3 separate regions of the Mus musculus genome follow, and regions 1 and 3 are each linked to region 2. The links are chromatin loops, found by intact Hi-C in ENCODE. Cell type or tissue: heart. All regions are shown on one strand. Each heading gives the region's core, and the rest is flanking DNA. Links, peaks and the distances in the headings are about the cores only. Region 1 holds the start of Ryr1 (ryanodine receptor 1, skeletal muscle). Region 2 has its middle 8.2 kb from the start of Ppp1r14a. Region 3 holds the start of 2200002D01Rik (RIKEN cDNA 2200002D01 gene).

What was found. A loop is a pair of places that touch in the nucleus more often than their neighbours do. Peaks named below come from ENCODE experiments on the same cell type or tissue, not always from the same donor. Only the 100,000 strongest peaks of a DNase experiment are listed, where the experiment ranks them.
Region 1: a loop joins it to region 2, with 9 times the contacts of the local background. A loop is called at or near these places in 17 of 42 quality-filtered maps.
Region 3: it touches region 2 in a loop (6-fold over the local background); 19 of 42 quality-filtered maps call a loop at or near these places.

What each region holds. Positions count from the first base shown.
Region 1 is chr7:29,123,267-29,130,074 of GRCm38, forward strand. Ryr1 (ryanodine receptor 1, skeletal muscle) reads right to left here and starts at 1,885. Exons shown (of 106, transcript NM_009109.2): 1 at 1,699-1,885. The coding sequence starts at 1,749. In heart, for the core only: CTCF peaks have their summits at 3,461 and 5,573 (motif pointing right); DNase peaks (open chromatin) are centred at 1,920 and 3,455; H3K4me3 peaks cover 1,215 bases; H3K27ac peaks cover 334 bases; H3K27me3 peaks cover 1,402 bases.
Region 2 is chr7:29,294,068-29,300,875 of GRCm38, forward strand. No RefSeq gene overlaps it. Among named protein-coding and RNA genes, the nearest start is that of Ppp1r14a, 8.2 kb to the left of the region's middle. In heart, for the core only: a CTCF peak has its summit at 3,159 (motif pointing left); a DNase peak (open chromatin) is centred at 3,164; H3K27me3 peaks cover 1,743 bases.
Region 3 is chr7:29,245,168-29,251,734 of GRCm38, forward strand. It overlaps Yif1b (Yip1 interacting factor homolog B (S. cerevisiae)), which reads left to right. Exons shown (of 8, transcript NM_001110201.1): 6 at 499-654; 7 at 734-827; 8 at 2,070-2,365. The coding sequence ends at 2,225. It overlaps 2200002D01Rik (RIKEN cDNA 2200002D01 gene), which reads right to left and starts at 3,300. Exons shown (of 4, transcript NM_028179.1): 1 at 3,190-3,300; 2 at 2,961-3,073; 3 at 2,730-2,798; 4 at 2,354-2,567. The coding sequence starts at 3,211. The coding sequence ends at 2,427. In heart, for the core only: CTCF peaks have their summits at 2,377 (motif pointing right) and 3,604; DNase peaks (open chromatin) are centred at 2,314, 2,854 and 3,284; H3K4me3 peaks cover 1,584 bases; H3K27ac peaks cover 1,380 bases; H3K27me3 peaks cover 513 bases.

The DNA of each region.
Region 1 (6,808 bases), core at 836-5,835, 170 kb before region 2:
AGGCTGCTCTTGAACTTACAACATTGCCCAGGCTGGCCCAGCACTGGAATCATGGATCTATACCACCACAACCTGCTTTAAAGTTGGAATTTTTGTTTGTTTGTTTGTTTGTTTGTTTAATAATACCAATAAATACATAAGCCACGCCCTGGGTTGCTATACAGATTCTTTCTTATAGGGGGGGGATATGATGTAAACGAGGGGTTTTTTTGGTTGTTTGGTTGTTTGGTTGGTTGGTTTTTGGAAGAAAGTACCACACAACCCCAGTAACATTGAGGCAAGCAGACCCATCCTGGGGCCTTTGACCCCCTGACACTGGCTACCCTAGCAAGCCTGGTCCAGATTTCCTCTTTTGAAAGCAAACCTTGGCCTCCCAGGGCACTCAGGGAGGCCACTTCCTGGCCTTGACCTTGGGCAAGTCTACCACATGGGGCTTGGTTTCCCTCAAATCTCCCTGGGAGATAAAGATAGGGCCCTACCTCAGAAGATAGGGCAATGAGAATATAATTAGACACCTCAGGAGGCTGAGGCCCTGGGCACGGGGCCTGGTGCAGTGACTGCTCAGCAGCTGGGAGCCACAGCCATTGGCTTACTAGGGCAATGGAAAGCCATGGTGTAGGCTAAGGGGCTGGGGCTGGGGAGAGGCCCTCCTCCAGTGGCTTCACAGTCCAGCTGTCCCCATCCTTCATTACCAGCCCCAGCTGTTTGTTCCTCCCTCCCAAGAAACCGGACCCAGCCTACCAGGGTCCTATTCTGGGTCAGGAATGCTGCGTCAGCATTTCTGTGTGGACCCAGGACCTCGGGGGTGGGGGGTTGGGGGGGAGAGAGTGCAGGGTCAGCAGACCTGGCCCCAACAGAGACCATCTCCCATATCCAACCCCCATCTCAGCCCATGGGAGGATATGGTGGGAAGGACTAAGAAAAAGGCAGCCCCTCCCCCTCTTGTCCCCTCCCTGTCCCCTACCCAGAGCCCAGAAAAGAGGGCTATTCTGGGAGAGACACCTGTTGTCCCAAGTCCCATCCCTGCCCCCAGCTGGAGATCTGAGATTCAGAGAGACAGGATCAGAGGGACAGCCACACGCAGAAGGCTGAAGCCAAGGGCCAAGAGACAGAGACTCAGACATAAGATATACCAAGGAGCTGAGAAAGACTTCATCACCCAGGTACCCTCAGAGGCCATTAGCTGACATAGTTAAATCCTCCTCGCCAAAACCGAGGGGAAAAGTACATTGAAGCTCCAAGAGACCCCCAAGGAGACGGCCAAAGACTAGGAGTTGAAAAGAAAGGTGTTGTCCAGCCCACCCCAGCCCCCTTCCCAAGAATTTAAATAGGTCAGAGCCTGGAGCAAGAAGGGAATGAGGGCTGGGGTGGCGGTGGAGGACAGCTAAATTAAGCCCAAGAATTAGAACCACCTTCCTCAAGTGCCTGCTTCCAGAACGGCAGGAGGCGGGGTGCTTCCTCAATGACCCCAAATCTCTTATGTCAGGAGAGGGCGTCTGAGGATCCCACCCTCTCCTGCCCACTCGGTCCTCCTAAATCCTGCTAATTCTCCGTGGTCGAAAAGGTGATGAGAAAAAACGGAAAGACAAAGTGACCTCGGATTTCAGAGACCACCAGCAAGCAGGGAAGAGACAGAGAGACTCTCAGAAAAGTAAGCAAGAAATCACCCAAGACCTCCGGACCCAGACAAAAACGTACCGTCCGCAAAAACTGGACCTCGTCCTCGCCTTCACCTCCTCCATCACCCATGATGGCAATCCCCGGGTGTCCCGGGCTAGGGTCTGAGGATGGCGAGAGGGGGCTGCAGGCTTGGCGGGGAACCTGAGGGCGGGCTGGGGTCGGAGACCTCTAGGGAAGCCAGAGGCACCCGCGAGGGAGATGGAACTGCAGGAAGCATGCCCTGTGCGGGACACAATGAGAGAAGGTCCCCGCCCCACCGCACACCCATTGGGCAAGCATGGGACAAGCTACGCCCCTGTTCAGAACCCCGCCCACAGCACAAACTCTTGGTGGAAGGTGTTCGTTCTCTCCAGTGAACTGGGTGTCTAGAAAGTAGCTGAGTGGCCATGGTCACAGTGAGATATCATGTATATATTTGTTTGGCTGGCTCTCCCTTTACCCCTTCCTCTCTCCCTCCCCTTCCCCTCCCCCTCCGAGTGTCATGTACTTCAGAATGGCCTTAAACTCCACATGTAGTCAAGAGTGATCTTGAACCTCTGGCCCCATCTGATTTATGTAATGCCGTGGTTCAAACCCTAGATCACTTGCATGCCAGGCAAGCATTCTACCATTGGGCTACACCCTCAGCCTAGTTCCATCCCTTTCTTAATGGCTAAACTGAGCTTCACCCTTGCTGCAGAATCACACAGTTGTAGCTTGGATGCACACCACATCCCCTAACATTAAAAAAAAAATCACTTAGTACCAGACAGAGTGGTATGGCTTATCATCCAAGCTCTGAAGAGATTGAGGCAAGAGGATTGTAAATCTGGAGTTGGGACCGCATAATAAGAGCCTATCTCAGTGTCAACCAGCCAGACCCCCTGGAACTCCGGGGGACTGGACCACCAACAAAAGAATACACATGGAGGGACCCATGGCTCCGGCCGCATATGTGGCAGAGGATGGCCTTGTTGCACATCAGTGGGAGGAGTGGCACTTGGGCCTAAGGGTGTTCAATGGATGCCCCAGTATAGGAGAATGCTATGGTGGGAAGACAGGAGTGGGAGGGTGGATGGGGGAGCACCCCCATAGAAGCAAGAGGAGGGGGGATGGGATAGAGGGTTTCCGAAGGGGAGATCTGGAACAGGGAAAATTTTTGAAATGTAAATAAAGAAAAGGAAGAAAAAAAAAAAAAAGACCCTGTATCAAAACAGAGACAAAAACAGGGCTGCAGGCATGCCCTAGTCGATATAATGTTTATCTAGCTGTCACAAAGCCCCGGGTTCCATCCATAAACTGGGAGTGGCCATGTGAGTCTGTAATTCCAGCAAGCAGAAAGGATCAGAAACTCAAAGTCAACCTCAGCTCCCTAGCTGGAGGCCAGCCTGTGCTACCTGATACCCTGTCTCAAAACTGGGGGGCAGGGGCATGGGTGTGGGAGGGGGGAGAGAAAACACCAGCCTGACCTTGAACTCGCAAACATCCCAGGCCTCTGCCTCCCAGCACTGAGGTTAAACAAATGCGTCACCCCACCCCACCCTACCCCACCCCACCCCACCCCACCCCACCCCACCCCACCCCCGAGCCCCCAGCTAAAACCTGCCTTTTGAAGTAGTCCTGACTGATGTCTCTTACCCACCTGTTGCAGTTCAGGTGTGAGCTAAGATCTTTTTATTACCACTAGTTTCTCACAACCATGCTATTATTGGCATGCTTAACAGCCAGCAGAAAATAAAAGCACGTGGCCCCTGCGGAGATCTCCTAAATGCCCTGTAGTCCCCAGGGTAACCTTTAGGGGGCACAATTTCCCCACTCTCACAGTGCCAAGTCTGCAGATGTGAAGAGCTGCCTTTGGGAGATGGAGTCAGGCACCTTACACAATGTCACAGAGGCTGAGCTGGGGATCTAGACCTAAAGATAGGGTTCCACACCTCCATATCTGCATATGATTTTCTAATTTAGCCATGTGGAGGCACACTTTAGGAGGTAAAGGTAGAAGGAACAGAAATTGAAGGCCAGCCTTGGCTACATAGTACATTCCAGGCCAACCACCTGCATTACATGAATTTCTGTCTCAAAAAACAAACAAACAAACAAACAAACAAATAAAGAGCCAGGAGGTGCATGCGGATAGTGGGAGGCAGAAGCAGACAGAGTTTGGTGAGTTTGAGGCCAGTTTGGTCTACAGAGTGAGTTCCAGGCTAGACAGAGCTATGTATCATCAACTGTCTGAAAAAATAAAGTAAAATAAATAAAGGACAATATGATGACTCAGCTGGCAGGCTGCTTGCCCCCAAGCCTGATGAAGATCTGAACTTGATCCCAGCGACCCAAATAATGCAATGGAAAAAGTTCTGTATGATGACCCCTTACTTCACATGCCAGCCATGGTGGTGTGGGCAACCTACACACACATGCATGCACACACACACACATACACGTATACACACATACATACACACATGCACGTATGCACACACACATACACACATACATATACATATGCACACATGCACACACATACACATATACACACATACATATACACATTCACACACACATACACATATACACACATACATATACACACACACACATACACACATACATACACACATGCATACACATACACATGCATGCATACACACACAAGAACACACATGCACACACATGCATACACATATACACATACATACATACACACATGCACACACACATACACATGCAGACATACACACAGGCATACATACATACACACATGAACAAATGCACACACACAGACACATGCATGCACACACACATGCACATACACTTATACACACACATACACAGAGACATACACACATACACACACACACACATATATGTATGTGTGTGTGTGTGTGTATATATATATACACACACACATACATACACATACACACATACATACACACACAAAATAAATGTTGTAATCCAGGCATGGTGGCACACGCCTTTAATCTCAGCACTCAGGAGGCAGAGGCAGGCAGATTTCTGAGTTTGAGGCCAGCCTGGTCTACAGAGGAGTTCCAGGACAGCCAGGGCTACACAAAGAAACCCTGTCTCAAAAAAAACAAAAACAAAAACAAAAACAAAAACAAAGAAGAAGAAGAAGAAGAAGAAGAAGAAGAAGAAGAAGAAGAAGAAGAAGAAGAAGAAGAAGAAGAAGAAGTTGTAATGTAATAAATGTTTGTAATGGAGAGATGGCTCAGGGGTTAAGAACACCTGCTGCTCTTGCAGAGGACATGAGTTTGATTCCCAGCATCCATATGGTGGCTCACAACCATTTATAACTCCAGTACCAAGGAACCTGATGCCCTCTTCTGACCTTCTCAAACACCAGGCAATAATTCCTATAAGCATAACATTAGATAAATCTTAAAGATAAACTAAGGCAGGGATGGGAATAGACAGAGCTAGTTAGTAGACTGCTTGCCCAGTATGCAAAATGCCTTGTGCTTGGTCCCCAGCACTATATAAACAGACCTGGCTATGCACATATATCCTAGCACTTGGCCGGTAGGCAGGAGAATCAAGACTTCAAGCTCACCCCATCTACATAGCAAGATAGCCTGGGCTACATGAATCCCTGTTTCAAACAAACAAAAGGTGTGTTTTTCAAAATGGCTTAAGCCATTTCAAAATGGCTTAAGCCCCAGCACTCGGGAGGCAGGTGGATCTCTATGAGTTCAAGGCCAACCTGGTCTACATAGTGAGTTCTTGTCCAGCCAGATCATGTCTCTAAACAAACAAACAAATGATGAGGATGTATAATTTAATAAAAGAACACTCAATTAGCATATTTAAATAAAACAGTATCTTGGAGATGGCATAATTACTGAGCAAGCAAGGGAAGCTGACTCCTTTGTTTGCTTGCTTGTTTATATGTGGCCAGAAGAGGGCACTGGGCTGCTGGGCCTGCAGCCACCCTATATGTTCTAGTACTTGAGCCCAAGTTCTCTGGAAGAGTAGTCAGTGCTCTTAACCACTGAGCCATTTCCAGCTCCTAAGGGCCTGCTTTCAAATCCCCAGAACTCACAGCAAGCAGCTGTAATCCCATTGCTTAGACCATGAGAGGGAAGTGGAAACTGAGAATCCCCAGCGCTTGCTGGCTTGCTATCCTGCTGTGTGCAGAGGCGAAGAGGAACCAAGGCAGAAAGTGAGAGTAAATGCCCAGGCTCTCCTCTGACCTCCATAAAATGCTTCTGGACCACCTACAATAACATACACGAACACACACACACACACACACACACACACACACACACACACACACTAACACTGAAACCAGTATTCTACTGTTCAACAAAACTATAGTAAAGTACTTTTCAATGTAGATATTGCTTATTAAACACTGGCAATAGCACACTTGCATTAAACTGAAACTAAATTTGTATTATTATTATTATTATTATTATTATTATTATTATTGTTATTATCTTGAGACATGGCCTAATTATGTAGCCCTAGCTGGTCTCAAGCATGCTATATAGACCAAGCTGGCCCTGAACTCCTATAGATCCACCTGCCTCCGCCTCCTGAGTGCTGGGATTAGTCAATTGTATTGTATTATTGAATTATAAAACTCAGCGATACATTATATAATATGTGGTTATATATATATTTTTTAACTTATTTCCTATTTATTTTTATATGTAAGTACACTATAGCTGTCTTCAAACACACCAGGAGAGGCCATCAGATGTCATTAAGGATGGTTGTAAGCCACCATGGGGTTGTTGGGATTTGAACTCAGGATCTTCGGAAGAGCAGTTAGTGCTCTTAACCACTGAGTCATCTCTCCAGCCTGTGGTTATATATATTGTTTATTATATGGCACAATATAATTTTGTGTTGTATTTCATACAGTAATATAGTTGCATGGTAAATATGTTTCCTTAAATGTTCTAAACAAAATGTGGAATTATTCTGTGTCATAATGAATCATATCATAAGATACCGACAGTGTCTTTTAGGCCTTAGTCATGACTGCATGTTTTAAGACTTTTATGTGTTGCTTCCTGGACAACTGGTGGATGACCATGGCTGCTTTGAGGGACTTTCTGGTGACCGGCCCCTTTCTGCTTATCCACCCTTCCTTGCTTATTGGTGTCCTGGGGGAGAT
Region 2 (6,808 bases), core at 587-5,586:
GTGAACTTGGAAGCAGAGAGCTTGATACCAGGGTTCTGTTGGGGATAATACAAACTATTGATCAGGATGAACAGTGTCCCCAGAGCCAGGCAGGGCAATCAACCGATCAAGGATTGCAGATGCCTTGCCTACCGTACCTCTCAGAAGTGGAGAGTGGCTACCTAACATCAGCCTCCCTGTGACTGACGCTCTGACCCCAAAGTTCCGGTGTCTAGGAAAACAACTCACCCATCTTAGTGAGACTGCCCACCCCACGTGCTGCCCACTGCCCTCTTGGACAAGGGCTCCATCCTGGGGATCCGAGCCACAGAGCAGTAAGGGAAGATGGCTAACGTCTGGCTCGTCCTGGGTAGCCAGCCCTGCTGGGGGCCTAGCTGTCTCCACACAGATGGGCTTCACAGCTGCCGCTGCCTCCCTCAGAGCAAAGGATTGAGTGGGGGATGGTGGGTGTCGAACGGTCCCCATTACCTGGCCTCTTGTCCCGGAACACTGTATGAGCCGCAGAACCCTCCACTTCCCTTTCACAGAACCTGTTTTTGGTTCCTCATGGTTGTGGAGGTGACAAACCCCAGTTCAAGCTTTGGATGTTCACTGTGTCAGATCTGCAGTTGTCTATAGAATACATCACAGATGAAGAATCAGAGGCCCAGATCACCAGTGCCATTTGCTAAAAAGCTGGGACATGGTGGCCCTGGGGCTTCACCACGGTACCCCGTCACTGGGTTGTTTTTAGTTTCAGGAGATTGGCTAAATCTTTTTTTTTTTAAGAGTTATTTTATGTATGTGAGTACACTGTAGCTGTCTTCAGACACCCCAGAAGAGGGCATCCCATTACAGATGGTTGTGAGCCACCATGTGGTTGCTGGGAATTGAACTCAGGTCCTCTGGACGAGCAGTCAGTGCTCTTAACCGCTGAGCCGTCTCTCCAGCCCCTGTCTAATTCTTACTAAGGTGTTGGTGACTGCTAACAGTTCTGGGAGATGATCCCATGAAAAGGCAGTGCAATTATGTACGTGTGAGGTCACAGCAAAAAGCACCAGGAAGCTGCGTGCCTCTGTGGTTAAAAGCCTAAACTGAGAGCCAGGCAGTGGTGGCACACCCCTTTGATCCCAGCACTCAAGAGGCAGAGGCAAGCAGATCTCTGAGTTCAAGACCAGCCTGGTCTACATAGCGAGCTCCAGAGCTACACAGAGAAACACTATGTACAAGAAGCTAAGCAGAGGGTAGTGTTCTGCAGCCCTGGCATTTGGGGCAGAGGCAGCAAGATTGAGTTCCAGGATGGGTGCCATAGCCTGGTCCTTTCTCAAGATAAAAACAAAAAAGAGAGACAGCTGCTGAAGGCACTGGCTGCTAATCCTGAGGACTTGAATTCAGTCTCTGGGACCCACATGATGGAAGACCAGAACAAGCCCCAAAGGCTGCTCCTCAGATCCTTCACATGTGCACTTCATGCAGGAATAAGAGACCAGCCTGGTCTACGCAGGGAGTCTGAGGCTAGCTATGGCTATGTAGTAAGGCAGTCTCTCAGAAAGGGCTGCACACCTTTTTTTTTTTTTTTTTTTTGGAGACAGGGTTTCTCTGTGTAGCCCTGGCTGTCCTGGAACTCACTCTGTAGACCAGGCTTGGGTTTGAACTCAGAAATCCGCCTGCCTCTGCCTCTGCCTCCCGAGTGCTGGGATTAAAGGCGTGCGCCACCAGGCCTGGCGGCTGTGCACCTTTAATATGAGTGAGCAGAGGCAGGCGGATCTCTGAGTTCGAGGCCAGCCTGGTCTACAGAGTGAGTTCCAGGACAGCTACACAAAGAAACCCCGTCTTAAAAATGCCCCACGCCCCCGACCCAAGGAGGAGTGGCATTGGAAAGATGGCTCAGAAGCTAAGAGCAGAGGGCCCAGGTTCAATTCCCAGCACCCGCATGGCAGCCCACAACTCCACCGTTCTCGCCTCTGTGAGTACCCGTGTGTCTGCCACACACGCAGGCAACCCCCCGCCCCCTGCACGGTGTCTTGAGAAGCCCCGTAGCCTCACTGAGCTTACATGCCTGAAGATGGATAGCACTGCCTGCTTCCGAGGGCGAGGAGGTTTCTGGAAGGGACAAGGTGTGGACACAGGATGAACGCTGTCACAGTGGGAAGGGGCCGAGCGCCCCACCCATGAGAAGCTCTGCATCTCATGCCGGTGGTGTGCTGACCCTGAGGGTCGTCACCCTCTCTCACTGTGGCACATGCCTTCCTGGGGACTCTCCGTGTCCCCCCACCCCACCCCCGTTTGCTTCCCACAGGGCAGACAAATGATGAGATTTCTCAGAGTCCTCTTCCAGTCTCCGCCCACCCTGTTCCCTGTTCCCCTTTCCTCCAAAATCGTCTCACCCCCACTTTGATAAAAATCCATTTCCCCAGCTGTTGAGTTGGCCCAGTGGCACCTGCCATTGAGTGTGACAAACAGTTCCATCCTGAGGCTGCACACGGTGGGAGGAGAAAGCTCCTCTTCAGGTCACCCTCTGATCTCCACGTGTGTCCTCTCCCAAATAGGGTTGTTTTTTTTTTTTTTTTGTTTTTTTTTTTTTTCCAAAAAGTCAAGTTTTGGTAATTTTCCCATTAATAAGTCTTTCATTCTTTCTTTGTTTTGTTCTCAGTCAGGAGATCTGTCTTTTGTTGTTGTTGTTGTTGTTGTTGTTGTTGTTGTTTTCAAGACAGGGTTTCTCTGTGTAGCCCTGGCTGTCCTGGAACTCACTCTGTAGACCAGGCTGGCCTCAAACTCAGAAATCCGCCTGCCTCTGCCTCCTGAGTGCTGGGATTAAAGGCGTGCGCCACCACGCCCGGCTCTAGAAGCCAGGATTCTTAATGTCTGAACCATCTCTCTAGCCCCCAAATAAATATTTTAAAAATATTTTGAAAGTAATTTATTTTCTCTCTCACTCTGCTCTGGTCACATTTCTCTCTACTGGTGGCATCCACGCCTCCTGGCTTCTTTCTCACAGGCCCCGCCTCCGCGCTTTTCTGAGTCCCAAATCCTCCTGTCGGCACTGCCATGGAACACCTGTCGTTAAAGTTAACCTGATTAATTTCTTCCACAGAATTTAGGGGAGCTCCAAAGGACGTGTGAGTTTAATTGAGGTTCATTGTGTCCCTGGCTCCAACAGCGCCCGTCCCTTAGAAGTTGCTTGCTACCAGTGCCTCCTAGTGGTCATATTTACTAACTGCAGCCTATGCACGTGAGGTCTCCCTGTGCCTCCTGGCTATTTGAGCTTTTCCCTCCCACTATCCCTCCTACTCACCCACCCTCCCTCCCTCCCTCCCTCCCTCCCTCCCTCCCTCCCTCCCTCCCTCCCTCCCTCCCTCCCTCCCCATCCATCAGGCCATCTTTTTTCTTGTCTCGGTGCCATGTTGCCCAGGCTTACTTAAAATTTCCTATTTTGCAGAGGATGGCCCTGAACTTCTGATGCTCCTGCATCCACCTCCCGAGATGCCGAGTGCTGACGTGCAGCACCCTGCCTATCTGCATGAGTTAGTTTTAAAGCTAAATTCCAAAGCAGAAGTGGGCCAATCCCAGAACTCTGGAAGCTGAGACAGGAACTCAAGTTCAAAGCCTCAAAGCCGGCTTGAGATATATAGCAAGAGACAGAAAAACAAATTCTAGAGATGTCCCAGTCCTGAGCTTGGCCTTTGTTTTCACTCTGTTTCCTGGTTCTGCTTTCTATTGCTTTGGGTCTGAGGTGAGACAGGGCATCTTGCAGGAGTACATGACCCAGACAAGGCTACTCTCTTCCCCTCCTCGGTGTCCCTGAAGCAATGCAAGATGGGAAGAGACCAAGGCTAAGATGTCCTTTGAAGGCCTGTCTTCAGTGACCTAGTAACCTGCTTCCTCTGTCCAGGCTGTCCCGATAGCCCACCCCGCTATTAAGTTCCCAGTGGATTAATCCGCTGAAGAATTTCATATCCATGCTGAAACTGCAGACTGTGTTAGAACTCGCTGTGCAGTCTAGGCTGTTTGAAACTTGCTGAGTAGACCAGGTTGGCTCTGAACTTGAAGTGGTCCTCCTGCCTTAACCTATTTTTGTTTGTTTGTTTGTTTTTTCGGGCCAGGTTTCTCTGTGTAGCCCTGGCTGTCCTGGAACTCACTCCGTAGACCAGGCTGGCCTCAAACTCAGAAATCCGCTTGCCTCTGCCTCCCAAGTGCTGGGATTAAAGGCGTGCGCCACTACTGCCCGGCTTTTTTTTTTTTCCCTTAACCTATTTTTATAAACATAATATTTGTATTGATTATTTGGAAATTTCCTATATGGACCCCACCAAACTCACTTATTTCCAGTCTGCCCAGGTTCACCCCCCACCCTGGTGACCTCCCCTCTAACAGAAGATGAGGAGGAGGAGCAGGAAGATGAGGAAGAAGAAGAGGAGGAAGAAGAGAAGCAGGAGGAAGAGGAGGAAGAAGAAAAGGAGGAAGAAGAGGAGGAAGATGAAGAAGAGAAGGAAGAGGAAGAAGATGAGGAAGAGGAAGAAGAAAAGGAAGAGGAAGAAGAGGAGGAGGAGAAGGAGGAGGAGGAGGAAGAAGAAGAAGATGAAGAAGAAGAAGAAGAAGAAGAAGAAGAAGAAGAAGAAGAAGAAGAAGAAGAAGAAACATGAAGTCCACTTTCTGCTGCCCATATGCTCCCTGGAGCATGTTTAAACTCAGTGGCCAGCCAGACCTTTAAAGATAACTGAGTCCTTCCCCATGCTCACCCCCACCAGAAGCCATCAATGGTGAAGAGATACACTTAGGCACCCTTAACACAGGTTTGGTTTGGATTGTTTTTCAGAACAGGGTTTCTCTGTGTAGTCTTGGCTGTCCTGCAACTCACTCTGTAGACCAGGATGACCTGGAACTCAGAAATCTGCCTGCCTCTGCCTCCCAAGTGCTGGAACTAAAGGCATGAACCATCCCTACCCAGACCCTATCACAGTTTTTAAGCATTCCCTTCAAGGGCTTCCTAGACTGTTCTAGACTGTTTCTTTTTTGGAGGTTGTCACAGAGGCCTTCCATGTCTCTCAGTCTCGACGTGGTCTGCTGCAGCAACATGATTCATAGACAGCAACATGATTTCAGGTAGCAGTATATGGCTGAGCAGTGCATTCGTGGGCAGAGCCTGTGCTAGCTCTGGGCTAGCACACCACCCTGCTGGCTCTGCTCGGCATCCATATGTCCCCCCCATTCACTGTAACCTTCCAGCCCTATACCACAGTGGCTTCTCTAGTTCACCTCTCTCCACCACTCACCGAAGTTTCTCCATCTTTCCCACTTCTCCTTCAGATACTTGCTTGTTAAAGTGACATTGCAAACCGCAGTGGTCTCTCTCTCTCTCTCTCTCTCTCTCTCTCTCTCACACACACACACACACACACACACACACACACACACACACACACACACACACTTGTTTGTCCTCCTCAGACAGCCTAAATTCAAATATTCATTGGAATAAGCCATTGGTCTGGTTCAAGGTTCCTGGGTTCTGAAGCACCATGAACACTGGACCATCCCCGAGACTCTTATTGGATATCCTGCTGTTGCCTAGACTCGGAGTGGTAGTGCGGTTAGTCAGGGCTTCCTGGCATGGGATTGGAACCACACCTTCCTGCTTTGGATGCTGACAGGCTCCTCCACTGTCTCCCTTCAGGGGCTCCATGCCGCAGGTGGTCTCAGGCTCCTTGGAGCTGCTCTGAAGCAGGTACTGGGCACCACAGCCATCTTCAATCACAACCATGCTTCAGGTTTTCATCTTTGATGGCAATCTGGTTCTGCAGGACCAGCTCCTCCATGTGCTCCATCAGCTCATAGATGGAGCAGACATTGGGATGGACCAACTTGAAGTGCTGACTTGGGCTGGGCTGGTGCCAAGATGGTCAGCTTGCCAAAGCCAGAGCAGGCCTGGTTTTTGTTGGTTTGTTTCTTTGGTTTTTTGTTTGTTTGTTTGTTTTTGAAACAGGGTTTCTCTGTGTAGCCCTGGCTGTCCTGGAACTCACTCTGTAGACCAGGCTGGCCTCGAACTCATAGTGATCCACCTGCCTCTGCCTCCTGAGTGCTGGGATTAAAGCTTGCTCCACCACTGCCCCGTGGTCTTAGTGCTAGGGTTGCAGGTGTGCGCCATCAGGCCTGTCCCTTGTTTACCTTGAGACCTGGTCTCATTATGTCTCCCAGGCTGGCATCTACCTTGAAATCCTCTGCCCCATCATCCTCCACCTCCCTCCATGCTGGAGCTATCCACAGCCAGCTCCTCAGCTCCATGTCTCTGTTGCAGTTTGCCAAAAGGAAACGCAGTTCTGCCTTCCACTCTTCCAGCCACAGGTCTGGGTTTCTGGGGATGCTAGACTGCAGTCACATGGGGGGGGGAGGTAGGTGGTCTAACACCTATCTGCACCCCAGGATTTCTTCCCGTTTTGTCCACTCAGCCACACTCTGATGTCCCTCTCTGTCCTCTTGTTGGTTACTTCTGTCTCTCCACCTGTTGCCACTCTCCTTTCTAGATCTGTTTGTCTTGTCAGTTTCCACTCCCTCTGCATACCAAGGCAGCCCAACTCCCAGGCCTCTCTTTTATCTGCCCATGGCCTCCAGAACATCCCCGGAAGTCATAGTTGGAATCCAACAGGCTGGACACACCAGAGGCTGGACAACATGGCCTCTCTCACATGGACTCCCAGCCCAGGCTGCCCTAGCTCAGGGGATCCCACCTCAATCTCTCCAGTTGTCCAGACACAGACCCAAGCCATCTTTGTTATTCCAAAGACTTGCTCTCTTCCGCGTAAGTGGTGTCCGTTTTGCAGAACAGGCAGAA
Region 3 (6,567 bases), core at 1-5,000, 49 kb before region 2:
GTGGCTCAAAGGTCAAGCAGCTGACCCTGTGCCCCCAGCCCTGCTGCTGCCTCGGGGCCTTTGCACATCCAGTTAGTTCCCTGACACAGGAATGTGCTCTTTCCCTCTGTGTCCCGCACCTGCTCCTTCACTGTGGTCCTCATCCTGTGTCATTTCCTAACCCCTAGGCTGATCAGGCCCCATCTCTCCCTTACAGTCGCCTGTTTCTTCTTTTTTGTGGCATCGAAAACAAGTGTCATGGAACTAGTGGATTCCTTGCTAAGGCTCCAAGATGAAGCAAGGCCCCTTCCCCACCAGTTCTGACTTCAGGCTTCAGCTCAGCTGCCCTTTCTTTATCGGGAGGAACCTTCCTGGTACCCCTCACAGGGCTCTGAGGTCCCCCATCTAAGCCCTGACTTGAGTGTCACTGTCTAGGGACAGACCCAGATCCTTGGTGGTCTCTGTTCCATTGACACAGGGCTGCCCCGGGTGATGCTCAGGGGACATCTCTTCCGGCAGGTTCTCCCCAGACCTCCTGGGACTGCAGGCGAGCTCAGCTCTGGCCTGGCTGACTCTGGAAGTCGTAGCAATCCTGCTCAGTCTCTACCTGGTCACTGTCAACACCGACCTCACCACCATTGACCTGGTGGCCTTCTTGGGCTACAAATATGTGGGGTGAGTGCTCCTGCCCTGCCTGCCAGTCCCAGACCTTGGCCTCTTCACACTGATTCTCCCCTCCCCCCTTCCCCCTCAGGATGATTGGCGGCGTCCTCACGGGTCTGCTCTTTGGAAAGATCGGCTACTACCTGGTGCTTGCCTGGTGCTGTGTGTCCATCTTTGTATTCATGGTGAGTGGGGATCAGGGCGGGCAAGGCTGAGGCCCCAGGCTTCCCAGGCAGGCTTGGGGAGGTCTTTGGAGCATCCAAGTACCAAATCTGGGGGCTAGGAGAGCCTCCTGGAAGAGGCAGACTCTGTGCGCCCTTCTGAGAGCAAGAGCCAGCCTGGATGCTAGGCTAGGGCCAGGGTTGCCCAGTACACAGGCTCTGCTTGGGCTCTCACTCTTACTTCTGTCTCTGTATGCTGGGCTTTCTGCCAATATGCCCCTGAGTCCCTCCAGCTGTGGTAAAATACTGACTAGGGGCCATGTTTGGACTGCCGTGTACTCGGAGTGAATCACCTCCTCTACTTAAGCCTCAGTTTCTTTTGTAAAATGGGATGCCTGGTGACTGCACCGGAGTCTTGGGAGGATTTAGACCGAGCATGAGGGGGAAGCAGAGGGTAACACGGGCCCTGGTCCACAAGCATAAGCCTTGTCATCATGTTACTTTAAGGGAGCTGGGAGATGGCTCCATCAGTAAGGAAGACCTGACTTCAATCCTTGGACCCCACATTAAAAAAAAAAAGAGCCCAAAGTAGATCTATTCTTATAATCTCAGAGCTAGGAATGTGGGGCTCATTGGTACCAGCCTAGCCTACTTGGTAAAGGGTCCTCTAACTCCCACAAATATAGGTACACACACACACACACACCCCCAAAGAAACATCGGGAACAGTGAGGTGGCTAAGCAGGTGAAGGGCGCTCGCTACCAAGCTCCTGCAGGCTGCGCTGACGTGCATACCAGGGCTCAAGTAGATCCATCACCAGGAACTCGAGGCCACCTTGGTCTACATGTCAAGATCCTGCCTCCCAGAGAGAAAGAGCGCGGGAGGGGGAGAAGGAGGGGGAGGAAGGCATCTGAGCCAAACCAAAAAGGAAATAGCTCTTCTAGTTTGTCTTCTGGAGCTGGCGTGTTTTGGGAGTGTTACTCTGTGGTAGGGCACTGGGCTAGTGTCTGTGAGGATCTGCGTTGCGTGAAGGCAACTGTCTCCCAGTAGGTGGAAGCAGCTAGGCCATGCTCTTCAGGCCGGGATCTACAATTCTTAGCCTCTCTTCTGGCCTTTGCCTCTGCAAAGGTTTGCTCACAGGGCTTGGGGGAGGTAGCTATTCAAAAGACCCTTCTAGGAACACAAACTGGAGGCCACAGAGGGGCAGGGACTCATCCCGAGCTGCCTGGCACTTACGGGACCCCCACTTTACCCTTACCACCCAGATCCGGACACTGCGGCTCAAGATCCTGGCCCAGGCAGCGGCCGAAGGAGTGCCAGTGCGTGGGGCGCGGAACCAGCTGCGCATGTACCTGACTATGGCAGTGGCAGCTGCGCAGCCGGTACTCATGTACTGGCTCACCTTCCACCTTGTACGGTGAGCTGCGGCCTGGCCTCCAGCTCCCACACTCATCTCGCTTGACCAGGGCTCCCGCCCTCCAGGCCCGCGCCCTCCTTCCTAGCCAAGGTGCTCATGTCGCCTACTGCACACCCGCAACAATAAACCTGATGGGCTCGGCGCAGCCTCCACTTCTGACCGGCAGAGGGCGCTGGGGAGCGGAAAGGGCTGCAAGTTTAATAAGTCAATGGGGGGCCTTCTTCTCCTTCTTCTCCTTCTCCTTCTTCTCCTTCTTCTCCTTCTTCTCCATCTTCTCCTTCTTCACCTTGGGTTTCTTGGCCTTGTCTGAGGAGCGTTCATGCTTCTTGCAGCCAGCGGCATACTCCTGGAGAGCCAAGGACGGTGGGTAGGAGAGGAGGTGGCCCGGTTGAAAGCTGTACTGGACCCGCCCCACTCACCTCGGCAAGGAGCCTAACGTGACCCTGACCGCAGCGGGGCCTGGGTCTGAGGTGCGAGAGGACACACTGGGAGAGGGACCGTCTCTTACCTTCCCCTCTGCCTCTGAGTCGCTGGAGCTGCTACTGCTGCTGGAGTCGGAGGAGCTGCCAGAGACACGCTAGATGGGGGTTGGGGAGGGAGTGGTTACAGTGAGGACAGGGACCCACTCGAGCAGCTTCCAACCCAAACTGGAAGGCTGATGTGTGGCCGAGGACCAAGGACGGAAGCCAGTTCTCATCTCGGGCCCTCGGGACTCGGTGCCGGTGATGAAGTGACTTACCCTCGGCTTGTGAGCAGCGCCTGCCTCTGGCCCGCCCGGCGCTTTAAGAGGACAGTGTTTGGGGTCTCCCACATGGCCTGCCCCCTCTGGCTTCTTAGAACCAGGGCCCAGGGCTGCGGAGGAGAGGGGAGTTACATGGTTATGTAGGCGACGTAGCTTCCCTTCAGTATTCCCAGGCTCTGAGTCTGGCCCCTTACACAGCAAATCCACCACTCCCCGGGGAACTTACCTGCGGCCAAGTCAAACTCCATGGCGGTGACCAGTCTGGATGGCCGGAAACTTTAGGCAGAGCCTAGGGCAGGGGGTGGGACTGCACGACCTGCCCATCTCAGGAATTCCGCGAAGCCTCACCCTCCGGACCTTTGTCCCTCAGCTCCCTGGCCCTGACTCACTGCACTGGCGCTCCCGGCTCCACCCAGACTTTCCTAAGTGGGAAGTGGGGTTAGAAGTGGCTGTAGGTGTCTGGGAGAAAGGGGGTGAGACTAGTCATCAGTTGGTCCCTTTGCGGGGGTACTTGCTTCCGGAAAGCCGTTCCGTACACTGAACAAAGTTAAAGTGCATTCTGGGAGCAACGAGGTCTGGTTCTCAGCTCCTCCGAGCTGAGATAAGTAGTGTCTGAAGAATTTGGTGGCCAGACTAGTGCGCCCTGGCGGCAGCTGAAAAGCACCAGCAAAGTTGTACCCTGGGGTGGTGGGGTTGAATTCCTAGGCTGGTGCTTGGCAGAGTGCATGGTGGTGAAATGTGTTGCGTTGTTTGGGTAAAGGCAGGTGTCTTAATTTGGGCTGTTAAACATAACAGATTAGTGCTTAAGCAGCAGTTTACCTCATAGTCGGCAAGGCTCGGGGCTGGAAGCTAGGCATAGGCAGGGAGAGAGCCCCAGTACAGAGATGGTCTGCTTCCTGCTTCTAGTCTTGGCTCTCCATGTCTGAATATAAGACCTCCAATTTGGGATATGGCTTCACCATGTGACTTTCGGGAACATCAACATTAGTTCTAAGCTAGGTACTGTAAGCCCACTGCTCAGGAGACTGGGGCAGGGGGATTGAAGACTCTATCATAGCCTGGGCTACACAGCATAAGAGTGCTGGGCTTGGTGACACACACCTTTAATTCTAACACTCAGGAGGCAGAGGCAAGTTGAGTTCAAGGCCAGCCTGGCCTTACAGAGTGAGTTCTGTGCCACCCAGCAATATACCTGACTCAAGAAAATAAGGAGGCTGGTGAGGTGGCTCATTGTGTAGAATTGCCAGGTTAATGAGGTGAATCTAATCACCCGGAACCACCTAAGAGAACTCACGCCTGCACACCGTCTTTGGACTTCCACAGGTGCACATCCAGGCACGTGCACACAAAACAAAACACCCACCTGTATATTCCAAAAGTGAGCGCCCACCTCTCAGCAGGAACAGGTGGCTACTTCAAGGATCAAGGTGGCCATGTGCCACCTTGGATGCCTGCTTAATGTCCATTTGCAGAAATGCCTGCACTGGTCATGCAGGCTCCACGCGTGTCATTCCAGCACATACTTGGTGCTTCCCATTACCTGAAAAACTTTATTTTTAAATGTGTGTGTGTGTGTTTGTGGAGGCCTGCTGCTGTCTGTGGAAGCCATCCTTGGGTTTGAGCCACTAGAACAACAAATACCCCTAACCACCTTCTAGCACCTTACCTCTTTACAGTTTAAATTCTTCCCTATAATGATGTTTGCCTATGTATGCACACCTATTCATGCCTGCTGCCTGAAGCCAGAAGGCAGTACAGGGGTCCCTGGAGCTAGGGTTACCCTTGTGAGCCACCATGTAGGTCCTGGAAATCAAACCCAGGTCCTCTGAAAGAGCAGCCAGTGCTCTTCATCGCTGAGCCACCTCTCTAGTACCCACCCACCCTCTTTTTTTGAGACAGGGTCTCAGGTAGACCTATCTGGCCCATTAGTCAATATACAGCCAGAGCTTGTCTTAAATAGCAGTGGACTCTATCTAAAACTCAACACCCACTCCACCAACCAAAGTAGTAAAGGCAAGGAAAAAAAAAAAAACAAAACAGCAGGGCAGAGGAACCGCTAATGTGTTATGTTGGGGAGGGCTTGGATTTGTTGTTTGAGACAAGGTTTCTCTGTGTAGCCCTGCCTGTCCTAGAAGTATAAGACTAGGCTGGCCTCAAACTCAGAGAGCCAGGCGCTGGGATTGAAGGGGTGCACAAGCACTGCCTAATTTTTTTTTTTTTTTTTTTTTTTTGGATAGGGTTGGATTTTTTGGTTTTGCTTTCCTGAGACAGGGTTTCTCTGTGTAGCCCTGGCTGTCCTGAAACTCAGTCTGTAGACCAGGCTGGCCTTGAACTAAGAAATCTGCCTGTCTCTGCCTACCAAGTGCTGGGACTAAAGGTATGTGCCACCACTGGCCAGCAGGGTTGGATTTTTTAAAGTGAAAACCTCATTGGAGATGTTTGGTTGTGGTTTTGAGGCTGGGTCTCTGATAGTCCAGGCTGGCTTCAGGCTTGCTATGTAAGTGGAGACCACACAGGTATGCCACCATGCTGCACTGGTTTGCAATTTCAAGACTCTACAAACAAGGCTAGTCTGTAAACCTTAGCAAGACCCTGTCCCAAAGGAATAAAAATAAAAGGGGTGGTGGTGGTGGAGGTGTTTCTCAGTGACAGCACTTGCCTAACGTACATGTAGCCCTAGGTTAAATCTTCGGTAAAATGCAAATTTTAAAGTTAGTGGACTGGGCTGGGCAGTGGTGGCGCACGCCTTTAATCCCAGCATTTGGGAGGCAGAGGCAGGCAGATTTCTGAGTTCGAGCCAGCCTGGTCTACAGAGTGAGTTCCAGGACAGCCAGGGCTACACAGAGAAACCCTGTCTCAAAAAACAAACAAACAAACAAAAAAACCAAAAAGCCCCCTCCCCCCAAAAAAGAGAGAAAAGTTAGTGGGCTGGGCATGATGACATAGGCTCTGGAGGCAAATGCAGGAAGAGTTTAAGGCCAGTCTAGTGTATAGAGAGAGTTCTAGGACAGCCAGGGTTACCTAGAGAAACACACTATTAAAAAAAAAAAAGTAAATTAAGGTAGTGTGGTAGGTTCCAGGACTACACAGAGAAACCCTATCTCAAAAAACAAAACAAAAACAAACAAAAAAAGCTAGTGTGGTAGGTACAAGGGTTCACAGGTGCGGGCAGGGATGCCACCCAATGATCTTTGATCTTCAGGGAAGGGAAGTAGATAAGAGGGGTGAGGCAGAGGTAAGGAAGGAGTGGGGCACCTTTGGTCTACAGCATTGGGGTGAGGGTGGGGGCAGGGCGGTGTGAACAGTGCTGACTGTTGGGCCCACAGCTCCTTACAGAACAGGAGGAAAGCCTGTCCAGGCAGAATATAAATTCCGGGAGGGTGGGACAAGTGACTCAGAGTGGTGTGTCCTGTGAATTGGTTTACCTCTGTCCAGGGAGTGTTCTGCTAGCAGACCATAGGGATCAAGGACAGGTACACCTCAAATTACCCCTCACTAAGCAGTCAGGCCCTGTTTGTCTCTGTGTGAAGATTAACACTTGCCTGCCCAGCATACGGGCACAAACCTATAATCCAAGCACTGGAAAAAGGAAGGAAGATTACTA